Regions from separate parts of the Homo sapiens genome. Here region 2 is linked to region 1. The links are chromatin contacts, found by Hi-C or POLR2A ChIA-PET in ENCODE. All regions are on one chromosome and are shown on one strand. The core of a region is the stretch at or near the end of the contact, and the rest is flanking DNA. Distances in the headings are between cores, read along the strand shown.

The links. A loop is a pair of places that touch in the nucleus more often than their neighbours do. ChIA-PET counts read pairs that join two places held with the same protein, here RNA polymerase II (POLR2A). Pooled maps may share reads with other maps.
Region 2: a pooled map shows a loop between it and region 1 (4-fold over the local background). The contact joins two enhancer-like sites. A Hi-C loop is called at or near these places in 1 of 37 single-sample maps with no recorded cell type and 2 of 50 pooled maps. POLR2A ChIA-PET finds 5 or more read pairs at or near these places in 1 of 52 experiments (activated T-cell).

What each region holds. Positions count from the first base shown.
Region 1 is chr2:222,908,579-222,914,916 of GRCh38, forward strand. It overlaps ACSL3 (acyl-CoA synthetase long chain family member 3), which reads left to right. Exons shown (of 17, transcript NM_004457.5): 4 at 155-572. The coding sequence starts at 195. Among named protein-coding and RNA genes, the nearest start is that of ACSL3-AS1, 7.9 kb to the right of the region's middle. Within about 2 kb of position 3,718, at least 6 of the 41 ENCODE cell types and tissues checked have a DNase peak (open chromatin) inside an H3K27ac peak, as active enhancers do.
Region 2 is chr2:223,722,816-223,729,153 of GRCh38, forward strand. No RefSeq gene overlaps it. Among named protein-coding and RNA genes, the nearest start is that of AP1S3, 110 kb to the right of the region's middle. RefSeq lists enhancers at 2,480-3,679, 3,375-4,042. Within about 2 kb of position 2,861, at least 25 of the 41 ENCODE cell types and tissues checked have a DNase peak (open chromatin) inside an H3K27ac peak, as active enhancers do.

The DNA of each region.
Region 1 (6,338 bases), core at 2,468-4,967:
AATGAGTCTCTTAGAAATATCAAGACATTGTAGGGGACCAGTGTGGTAGCTGCTGCCTGATAGAAAAAAAAAAATCTTCATTTGCCGATGTAACTTTTCTTTAAATTATTTTAAAATGATTTTGAACTAACGCCTTTCTTTTTCTTCCTCCTAGATTCTCGCTGAAGTCTGTTAATTCTACTTTTTGAGTACTTATGAATAACCACGTGTCTTCAAAACCATCTACCATGAAGCTAAAACATACCATCAACCCTATTCTTTTATATTTTATACATTTTCTAATATCACTTTATACTATTTTAACATACATTCCGTTTTATTTTTTCTCCGAGTCAAGACAAGAAAAATCAAACCGAATTAAAGCAAAGCCTGTAAATTCAAAACCTGATTCTGCATACAGATCTGTTAATAGTTTGGATGGTTTGGCTTCAGTATTATACCCTGGATGTGATACTTTAGATAAAGTTTTTACATATGCAAAAAACAAATTTAAGAACAAAAGACTCTTGGGAACACGTGAAGTTTTAAATGAGGAAGATGAAGTACAACCAAATGGAAAAATTTTTAAAAAGGTAAGATGATCTTTCATTGCCTTTGAATTCTTTCGAATAAAATATCCTGTTAGAAATGAAGTAAAGGGCAAGCACAGCCTGCCTCCATTAGAATTCGCTGTTGAAGGAGAAGCAGTGTAGGAAGGGGGCTAGACTACCTTCTAATTTCTTCCTGTACTTACCAGCACTGATATGTTCTGAGTTTTCAGAAGGACATCGCAACCCAGTGGTGTGGAGCTCTTCCCCAGTGTCTACCAGGGTTTGGAATGTCTAGGGCAGTTTTGAGTATGAAACCATACTCCCTGTCTCTAGAGCAGCTGGGTGCTGGAAATGGCTCCAGGTTTTGGGGTGGGACCTGCTGTGTTAAATGTGGCTTAGATGTGGGTTGCAGTGAGTGCTTCATGTCTTTGTACTTTGGCTGTGGCAGTTGCATGGTTCTTAAAACATTTCTTTTCAGAAATATGGAGAAACCTGCCATTGTTGATTTGAAACAACGGGCAAGATGTTCTCAGAGGCAGTGTAACAGCGATTAAGAGCCTGGACTCCAGACCCAGACTATAGGTCTGAATCTTGGCTTTGCCACTTAACTGGCTTTCTGACCCTGGAAAAGTAGGTTAACTAATTCGCCTCAGTTTCTTTTTCTGTAATATGAAGATAATGATCATTACTGACACTCAAGAGCCAAGCTGTTCTAAGAGCTTTACATATATCATCTTAAGACTCACAGTTACCCTATGAGTTAGTTGTTATTATTTTCACTTTACAGATGACAGCACTGAGGCACAGATAGTTGAGGTAACCTACCCCAGGGACACTACAGCTAGGGAAGCTGGGACTGGAATCCAGGCCTTCTGGCTCCAGAACTCATACCCTCCATTCTTCACTGATCACAGCTTTCATGCTTGTGAGGATTGAGTGTGTGTGTATATATCTGCAATGTGCTTAGAACAATTTGTGGCACTTAATGTAAATGCTCTAGCTTTTATTATTAGATTACTATTATCTTGAGAATTCAATGAGGAAAATTATAGTAGAAAATTCAATGAGGAAAATTAGATCGTGGAATAGTGTGTTTCACTGGTAGTATAGAAATGGCGTGAGAATGCCGTTTATGAACTTGGATATGTGACTTCCTTATGAGCAGTTCTTGAAACTCTAGTAAGTTAAAAATTGAAGATAAAGTATTTTTTAGAGGGGGTACAGTGAAGTGATGTGTAGTTGGTTGATAATTTGGTTAGGTAATAGGTTTAATATCTTTTAACCATTTCCAGCTACTTTGATCCCCAACTGGCTTTTTTTCCTGTCAGTTACAAGGAAACCGTCAACTCTTGAAGGAGAGTCCAAATAACTGCAACTATGGAATGAAAAACTCAGAGCTCCTCTTTTACTGGAGGGCCAGAGGGATGTTGCTTAACCTCCTCTATATATGGCCCATTAATTTTGCCACTTAAACAAATTTCATACATCATTTTCCTCAAAACATGAAGGAGATGCCAAGCAAGTTGATGTCAGTAATTCCTAGAAACTAAAAACATTTTAACTTGACAACAGAATATGTAAATTTCCTCACGTTTAAATAGAGTAGTTGTGTATCTTGTTTTATCTGAAACCATCCTGATTTATACTTGTTGCTGTGACATTAATAGTGCCCCCTTACAGTCTCAAAAGTGCCCTAGTTTGGATAGTTATGTGGTCACCTTATTTTTAAGACATATTCCCTATTTCTTTTGCAGACTTAGAAAAAACTGAATTTTTTTCTATTTAAGATCTCGCTGAAGTTAATAGCACATTTCTAGAAATTGAAATCATGAGTTAAGCATGTTTGATTTTTCTTTTCCAGCCTATGGATTGTAATTTCCAAAACATTTTATCATAATGAAGTTTGCTTTTGTCATATTTACATATCTGGCACTGCCTTTTTTTTTTTTTTTTTTTTTGAGATGGAGTTTCACTCTTGTTGCCCAGGCTGGAGTGCAATGGTGCCGTCTCAGCTCACCGCAACGTCCGCCTTCTGGGTTCAAGTGATTGTCCTGGCTCAGCCTCCCGAGTAGTTGGGATTACAGGCATGCGCCACCACGTCCGGCTAATTTTGTGTTTTTAGTAGAGACAAGGTTTCTCCATGTTGGTCAGGCTGGTCTCGAACTCCCAGCCTCAGGTGATCCGCCCACCTCGGCCTCCCAAAGTGCTGGGATTACAGGCATGAGCCACAGCGCCCAACCAGCACAGCTTTTTATGGCACTCTGTTCTTGAGTCTGTTTTTGAGAAATCGGGTAGTTATGAGAAGGTACTGAAAACAGTACATTTTTATGTGCAAAAGTTTTCTACTTTTCTATCTGCTTATAGATTCATTTTTTTGTCTTTGATATGCTATTTGAATTCAAAGGTTGGATTCTCTTTTAGTCTAAGCATATATACAGAAGTCTTATGTTTCAGGAAGCTTCGTTTTTCTCCGGTATCCCACACATATTTTATTCATTTTAATGTGGCTAGTATTGTCTTTCAGTCGTCATTCGGTATGTACAGCAGCAAACTAGTTCTCAATTGTGTAAAAAGAAGAAAAGCTTATGTGGTGAATATGAAATTTCTTCCTAATTCGTGTATCAGTATAACTGGACAAAATAAAATCCTAGAGCTATGATAGTTGTTTCCTAAATGTGCGTGTGTAAGTGTATGTGGCTCTTTCCTGCTTATCTTAACCATAGTGCCTTTGTATTCAATGATTATTCAACAAAGTATGAAGTATTTGAACTCATAAAAGTTAGGTGAGACAGACTGTTTTTTAGCAACTTTTTCTGTCTATAGTTCATTACTGTGAAGTTTTATTTAGTTAGTAAAAGGAGGTTTTGAATTTCTATATGTCAGAAGATCTGCCTACTAGCATTTGCTATGAAATTGGCATTTGTGGTTCATCAAACTTTGTTCAGAAGGCTGTGTCTAGACTGTGTCTTGGGAACATGTTATAGTTTTCTTTAGGTTCATTGGGAAAGTAGAATTAATTTTTAGATTTTGCATATAATAAATGAAACAAGTAGTTTCTCTTGGCCATACTCAAGAAGAAAGTGTGCAGTGTCGCTGGTTAGCTGAGGCTTTAGTTTCTGTTCATTCTGTGTTGCAGCTGTGGCAGTGATCTGCAGACTGCAGAGTGGGTATCTCAGCTGCATGTTAAACATGCTAGGCCTTTTTCGTTTTCCCCTCTCTTGGTTTCTTGTTACACCCATTGCATTGCATCAGTAGCAGCATCTGCCTAGGGTGTTGAAAAGGGGAACTTTCACAACTGGTGGGTTAAGCTGTGTACTTTCTGCTATTAGTGCCTGCTAGCTGATCAAGCTCAGTGAAGTGTGTCTTCATTAAATAGTTTCCATATTTGAAGATAATCTTCAACTGGAAAAGAAAACGAATGTTGTAGCAATATTTAAAATATTTTTTGAGTAAGACTTTTGGGGATTAACCCCAGAATGTTGTATCTGATATGGTTGAAGGAAAGATGCACAAGCCTTATTTCAAATTAATGAACTTTGAAGCTTTGTTTCCATCTTATCCCAACAGTCTATTTTGAGGTCCTGAGGGGAGGATGAGTGGATGAAAAAAGGCAGTGGCGATGACCCTGCTCTCGTTGTGTCCAAGGTAGAGTAGCCACCAGCTTCACTACGACCAGATTCTTCCTTGGGGGACAGAAAAACAAAAGGCACTTGGTTGCTTGGCAGGCCTTTTCAGGGTCCTTTTAAGTTTCATATGGTTTTATAAAACTGTAGCAGAGTTAAGAGCTGGAACCTGTGTCAGCATCACCTGATTCCAGTGTTCCCAGCAGTAAATGCATTGCACTAACGTCGTCTTGAAATGAACAGTGAAATGATTTCAGGACAACCTTAAAATACATGTATACCTGAAATAGAACAAAGCTGCAAAGACTAAAAATAGAAACAGAAAAGAGTACAAGCTGGCTCATATACTTTGTGAGCCATCAGAAACACTTGATTTTTTCTTAGATATTTTATAAAAATAAGAAGAGAATGAGGGATTATGTAATATGGTGCTTAGAGAAGACTTCACTATGACATTCCTTCTAAATTGATCCAAAAAGATAATAGAAACACTCATTTATGTCCTTGTAAGTTGACTTAGCTTTCTTTTCCTCTTTCTTAATGCCGTCTTTTGTGTTATTTCTTAGTCACATTTTTTTACCCTGTTTGTGTATGTGTATAAAACTTATTTTCTGATTTATTAGGACATTTGCATCATGCTATATGTAACAAATTATGGTCAGTCTCTTGGCTGGGATTTGTGGGTTGGTTATTATATTACTCTTCTCTTAGTTTCCCCTTCCAAACTGTCCCTCTCCTTTCATCCTATTTATTAAAGGCACTGCTGCATACCAAATTGTTGAAGCCAAAAAATCAGGGGTGTCTGATTTACATCCCTTACAGCCTCCCCCCGCCTTTTTTTTAGCAGGCCTCCTTGCTTCCACACTTGCCCCCAACTGTAATTCACTCACACACAGCATAAAAATGATTTTTCACAATTGTTAATCAGGCCACCTTACTCACCTGCTTAATAAGACCCGGACTTCTTTCTACAGTGCAGTTGAAGCATTGTGATTTTATGCTTAATCTCTGGAATGAGTTTGCCTGGGTTCATATTCTAGTCCCATTACTTATTAGTTACATGATTTTGAACAAGTTATATTTACTCTACATCTCCATATTCTCATGTGTAAAATAGGGATAATAATAGTAACAGTTTTTTACAGGTATGGTAAGAGTTTAATAAGTTAACACTTGCCGTGTCCTTAGCATGTAGTAAGCACTAATAAAGGTTAGTTACCCTCATTATCATTATCATGATTATTACAACTATCCAGATCTCTTGAATATTTTTACTCTGTGGCTCCCCTCAGAATAATTTTTTCATAGTGATCTTCAGTTGCAGAGAGAATGGTTAAATGAAGCCAGGTGTACTTTACTGAAGAAGACAGGAATGTGTGTAATTTTGAAATATTTCTAAATAGTGAAAGTAAAACAAGTCCTAGTGCTTAAAGAGGTTTTCAGTAGGAGACAAGATTACCACCTGTAAGTAGAGAGAAGGAAGGGTGGAAGGTGTGTGTGTACGTGTGTGTGTGTGTGTGTGTGTGTGTGTGTGTGTGTGTGTGTGTATTTTGAGACAGGGTCTCACTCTTGCCCAGGCTGGAGTGTAGTGGTATGATCATAGCTCTCTGCAGCCTTGAGTTCCTGGGGTCAGGTGATCCTTTTGCCTCAGCCTCCTAGGTAGCTGGGACGACAGGCATGTACTGCACGTCTGGCTAATTTTTACACTTTTTTAGACATGGGGTCTTGCTGTGTTGCCCAGGCTGGTCTCGAATTCCTGGCCTCAAATGAGTTGCCTGTCTCAGCCTTCCAAAGTGTTGAGATTACAGGCATGAGCCAGTGCACCTGCCCAGAGGAGGCTATTTGAATAGAGAGAAGGTTTCAGAGGTATTTCAGAGGGTGAGAAAACGAATAGACCAGGGATGTATGATAGGATTGCTTCAGGGTGTTGAGGTCCTAGATTTAATAAGGTTGGCTGTTCTGCAGCAGTGTTCAATGATATTGGCAAGGAATAAATAGTTTAATCTTGTCTTGGGCTAGCCATAGGGACAAAGTTAGGATTAGAAACTTTTCCAGCACAAATCAGATACAATATAGAGTGGGTAGTGTCCTCTAAATGTAATATTTATGAAAAACATAATTACTAGATGATTCAGTGGTTTAAAGAATTAAAATCATGAGATTCAGATTTCGTTTTATATTTTAT
Region 2 (6,338 bases), core at 1,611-4,110, 810 kb after region 1:
ATGATATGATGCACAAGGACTGAGGGAGCCACAGAGACCGCTGCTTTAGAAAGGGTACCCAGAAATGCCTTCTCAGGGAAGGGACCTTAGGGCTGAGATCTAAGAGACAGAAAAGAAACAACTTCAGAAGAGGTAGAGCTAGGTGCGGTGGCTCACGCCTGTAATCCCAACACTTTGCGAGGCCGAGGTGGGTGGATTACCTGAGGTCAGGAGTTTGAGACCAGCCTGGTCAACATGGTGAAACCTCGGCTTTACTAAAAATACAAAAATTAGCTCAGTGTGGTGGCACACGCCTTAATCACAGCTACTTGGAGGCTGAGGCAGGAGAATTGCTTAACCCTGGAGGCGGAGGTTGCAGTGAGCTGAGATCACGCCATTGCATGCCAGCCTGGGTGACAAGAGCAAGACTCCATCTCAAAGTAAATAAATAAATAAATAAATTATTTTAGCTTCTCATGGATTTCATAATACTTATCTCTGAAAACATTTTGACTGTAAATTTAGGAATTAGGATGCAAGATCCCACATGTCCTCTAATCTAAAGTTGCATCGTTGGTCTGAAAATAGAGTTGAGCTTAGTGTTGACTACTTAGTATTGTTGCATGGACCAGTTGTTATGAAGACCAATAAATCATTGTTTTCTTATGTAAAATACAGATACATAATATTTTATAGGTAATATTTAATAAATTGCCTGAATAATTTTTTTTTTTTTTTTTTTAGATGGAGTCTCGCTCTGTCACCCAGCCTGGAGTGCAGTGGCGCCATCTCGGCTCACTGCAAGCTACGCCTCCCGGGTTCCCGCCATTCTCCTGCCTCACCCTCCCGAGTAGCTTGCTGGGACTACAGGCGCCCACCACCACGCCCGGCTAATTTTTTTGTATTTTTAGTAGAGACGGGGTTTCACCATGTTAGCCAGGATGGTCTGGATCTCCTGACCTCGTGATCCGCCCGCCTCGGCCTCCCAAAGTGCTGGGATTACAGGCGTGAGCCACCGCGCCCGGCTGCCTGAATAATTTTTTAAGAAGAATTTTATACGAACCTTCCTTTGCAGCATGCATACATCATAGTGAAGCGGTTTTGTTGTCTGTGGTAAATACCCGGGGTTTGTCCTGCCATGCCAGGAAAATTTAGGACACAGACACACATGAGGAGTTTAGGAGCAGAGGCTTAATAGGCAGAAGAAAGAGAAAGGAGAACAGTTCTCTCTCCAGTGAGAGAGAAGTGCTGCGGAGAGAAAAGACTGGTCGGCAGCAGAGTTCACTGGATTTTATAGGCAGGCTTGAGAAGGCAGTGTCTGATTTACATAGGGCTCACAGATTGGTTCGATCAGGTGTGATGTTTACATGGCATGCGGAGAAGGCTGGTCACCACCCCCATCCTGCCTATCTTATTATGCAAATGGGCTTTCAACTTGGCTGGTGCCATCTTGTCTGCTCCTTACTGTACACGTGGCTGGCAAAGGGAAGGGAAGATGAAGCTGCCATTTTGAACATGCCTAGTCCCAGATAGTGCTTTTCTACTGGGATTCATCCCTGCAATCTTCCAGCTTGCTTGTCTATGTCTGCAGCTTGATTTTACAAGCTGTTGTTTGTTAGAAAATGATTTGGGGCTGCTTTTCATTAAAAAGGAAAATCTTATCGAGGACTCCAGTACCCTCACTATCTGCCTAAGTAATTTCTTCTTAACTCCTATATCAATAGAAGTCAAGAGTAAAATAAGAGAGACTAGAGTGACTGCTGTCCACCCAGTGAGAAAGGAGCATGGTTTATTCTAGGGTATTCACAGTGGAAATAGAGAGAAAGAAACAGAGAAAGAATTTGTCTTAATACCAAATTGTATCTCATGGGGGATGAAAAGAACAGAGGATTCAAGGATGACGCCTAGACTTTTTGGCTTAGATAACTGTAAACGGTAGTCCCTCCTAAGGGAGACAAGGGAGGAGCATGCTTGAGGTGAAAGTCATGAGTTTGAGTTCGAATGTGAAGTTTGAAATACCTACCAGAACTTCACATAAAAGTGTAAAGCACAAAGTTATATATGTGAAGAAGGAGAAGGACTAGAGATAGAAATCTAATTAAGAGTCATGGACGTAGATCGTGTATAAAGCTGTGGAGATCGCCTAAGAGACGGAAAAGGGAAGAGGGCTCAGGCTGCAGTTGCTAGACTTCTCTGGCTAATTCACCATGCCTCTGTGCATCTCAGATTCCCTGTCAGTTCACTGCAGGCAAAGCAATAAGGATACATCCTGTCTCAGGCTGGAAGGATGTAGGACTCATACTCTTCCTTTTGCTTCATTCTTGTTTCCCTGCATTTCTGGCAGGTAAGGAGATATTTTTATTCTTTTCCCTAACAGATTCTCAAAAAAGATCAAATGATTGCTGAGGGCTTCCTGGAGCAAAAGAGACAATCATTCTTAGCTCACAGTTCAACTTTCCTTCCATTGAATCCCACACATGTACCCCTGCAGATAAAGCTTCAGAAAGGGCCTTATTCATTTTCCTTTCACAATGTTCATGATAGTAGGGCCAGCAATGTTACTAACCTCTTTATGTAAACCCAATAAATTTGATTTGACATTTGAGCATGGAGAAGTAAATAGGCACAAAACCTTATCTACCAGTCACATAATCGTATCTGAAAATTCAGTTTCAACACCAAGATTTAAGAGAACCCAGCAGATCTTTTCGTCAATGAATCCACAAGTATTTACCGGGTGCCCTTGGGGTGCCTGGTACTGGATGCAGCTGCTTTTGTGAGCAAGCCAGCAGGTTCTCTGCCATGAAAATAGAAATTTAATCACTTGTCCATCCAAGCATTTCCCTTCAGCTTTTCCAGGATGCTTTTTTGTGAATGACTAACAGAATAGCTGCTGCAAAGACAGCCTGCAAATTCCAGCCGGAGGCCCTGGGAGGAAAGATGACTCACCCACGCCTGACGTCAAAGCCTCCCTTTCTTTCAGAGGAGTAGGAAGAGAATGGCAATGGCCTGGGTAGAATGACCTAAATGCCCTCCTGAGTCCTGTGTGGGTCCTGCTTCCTCTTCCCCCACCTGGCAATGATGATTTCAAACCAAAGAAAGTTTAAACTGTCAAACTTGAACTTCACTGTCAAGTTAACTAAAAAACTAGAAACAGAAGCCTTCCTTCCTGTCAAACAATGTCAAATCCTTATTATGAGTTCTTTTTCACTGGAAAATATTGAAAGCATTTCTTTTTTTTCACAGAGTGTTTTATATTGATTTGCATCTTAGTCTGTTTGAGCTGCTATAATGAATACCATAGACTGGGTGGCTTCAACAACAAACATTTATTTCTCATCATTCTGCAGCCTGGCAAGTCTGAGATCAAGTTGCTGACAGATTTCGTGTCTGGTGAAAGCCCTCTTTCTGGTTGGCAAGTGGCTATCTTTTTGTTGTATCCTCACTTGACAGAGAAGGGGTTGGGAGGAAGGAGAGCACACTAATCTCTTTTTATAAAAAACACTAATCCCATCCTGGGGGCTCCATCCTCATGATCAACTCACTACCCGCCAGCGGTCCCACCTCCAACTACCATCACAGTGGAGGTTAGGGTTTCAATATATGAATTTGGGGTTGCATTCCATAACAATTTGCTTACAACATCTCAACAGTGGCTGAGCGTGGTGGCTCATGCCTGCAGTCCCAGCACTTTGGGAGGCCGAGGCGGGAGAATTATTTGAGCCCAGGAGTTTGAGACTGGCTTGGGCAACATAGTGACACTGTGCCTCAGAAAAGGAAAGAAAGAAAGAGAGAAAGAGAAAGGAAGGGAGAGAGAGAGAAAGAGAGAGAGGGAGAGAGAGGGAGGGGGGAGGGGAGGGGAGGGGAGGGGAGGGGAGGGGAGGGAAAATCTCAACAATGACCTTTTCCAGTCTGCCTTTCACATCAGGATTTCCAAGGACTTTCCCAGATTATGCAAAGGGCCATTTCACTGTTCACTGTGTTCGTTATTCAAACAGAGCTTCAGGTATGTCAGGGCACCCACGGGGTACCATCATCCAACAAAGCTCTGACATCCCTGTGCAAATAGTCAAATTTCAAATTTGTCCTTGGAAACTTTTTGGTTGTCACACAATTCAGCCCCCAGGTATTTGTCCTGGGGTCTCCCATGTAAGCTATTCTCTAATTTAGTAAGCCCCTGAGCAGTGTCATCGAATTCATTCTAAATCTTTCTCTTTTCAAGGAGCCTGGATAGCTAATTCACCAGCGAAACCTAAATTGTTTACGACCACCACAAATGGGCTATTTACCTCTGAAGTCCTGATGCAAGTCATATGTCTGGCTACTCCAGCACCTACTAATCACTCAGTTCTTTGAATTTTTATTGCATAAGAGTCCTTATCCCTCTTTTGGGCATTTTTGGATATATTAACTTTTCATTGCATCGTACAATTTGTTTTGCAGCTGTTGAGGGTGATAGATAAACTTACTTAATCACCATCTTAATTTTTGCTTTTGGTTTTTAACTCCGAGTACCCATCGCAATGCCCTAAACTAAAGGTTTACCCAGTAAGAGTTTATTAGGTTGAAATGAACTTACATTTTGGTAATTCTTGGAACTATAGTCTAATGGGATAAATTTAATGGTAGCATTTCAGACGTTATAGCAGATGAGCAGCAAAGATAATTTGAGATTACAAGGACTTTTGGAACCCCCAAACATAGCCACATATATGCTATTGATGTGGAATGCTGGCCCTAATTAGTTTGATGCTGGTCCTGCCCCAATTCAGGCCTCAGTGTAATATTATCACCCAAACTCACACAGGACTGTTCAGTAACAGGAAACCAATTATAAGGTACCAAATTAGAATGCGAGAAGGACTTGGCCTATGAACTCTTACACCAGCAGAGGGCACTTCCTTCTAGCATGCAAGTCGGCTAAGGAAAGCAAATTAGAATGAGAAGATGCCTGATGACTGCTGGATACGAGTTACACAGAGATATTTTCCAATAAGCTATGGAAAGCAAATGAATGGCCCTTTCCTTCTCTAGAAGGATAAATCTTTGCTCACTTGGAATTGGAATCCCAGTCCTTTGGGAAATGCTTAGAGTAAGCTGATAAATTCTTATTCTCTGACTCCCTTTCTAAAGTTTATATGAACCGGCCGGGCACGGTGGCTCACGCCTGTAATCCCAGCACTTTGGGAGGCCGAGGTGGGTGGATCACAAGGTCAGGAGTTCGAGACCAGCCTGGCCAAGATGGTGAAACCCCGTCTCTACTACAAATAAAAAATTAGCCGGGCGTGGTGGCAGGCGCCTGTAGTCCCAGCTACTCGGGAGGCTGAGGCAGGAGAATTCCTTGAACCTGGGAGGCGGAGGTTGCAGTGAGCCAAGATTGTGCCACTGCACTCTAGGCTGGGTGACAGAGCGAGACTTCATCTCAAAAAAAAAAAAAAAGTTTATATGAACCTACATCTTCTGAGTTCCACATTTTCATCTATTTCAAATCTCCTTGTCTTTCCCCATTGTCTTTAAGGGGACATCCCTGTACTGTTATTATTATCACTCATACTGAGACTCTGCCTGTTTTAATCCTGGGGAAAATTTCAATCAAGCGTTTGTCTGATAGCCTTTTAAGTCTTTCTGATATTCAACCCGGAGTCTCCCAAATTCGGGTGTACACCAAGAAAGTGAGGGATTTCTAGGAGTTCATGCTAAACAGATTCAAACTCCAGGCATCTACTGGGGGAAAAAAGGCGGTGTTATAAATAATTATTGTGGATCAGAAATAGACAGATTGTTCTTGGTTATTATAATACAGGGGATTATAATTTGGGTGCAGTAAATCCCCAGATGAAGCATGGGGTAAGTGTTGGAGGCATGCTGGCACTTCGATTTTAGTTCTGTGGAACTCAACTTGTGATGGTAGTAATAATAATCCCAATTACAAAAACTGAGGTACAGAGAAGTTAAATAACTTGAGTAATATCACAGCTTGTGATAAAGCTAAGATTTGAACTAAGTTCAGTCTGGCTCAGAAGTTTCTCTGCACTTCCCGCTGTTATCTTGGGCCCAAGTGTTGCTGCCTCTCAACTCCAGGAACCAGCAAACATATTTCCATGGACTAGCTGTTTGTTTTCGGTAGGTTTTTCATCTCTGTCAACAGTGGTTTTAAAGTAAAATAAGAAAAGTGAGAGTTATCTGCATGAAATATATCTTCAATTTTCTTGAATGTCTTTTCCTCTTGTGTATTTACTTCCTTATCCCATTCCTGAAATAAATCAAGTCAACTAAACTTTGCAACATAGTGTGTATAAGCTGATCTTCCTACCGCCTTGAATGAACTTTCATTTTCTGGCCCCACCATCTGTCCAACG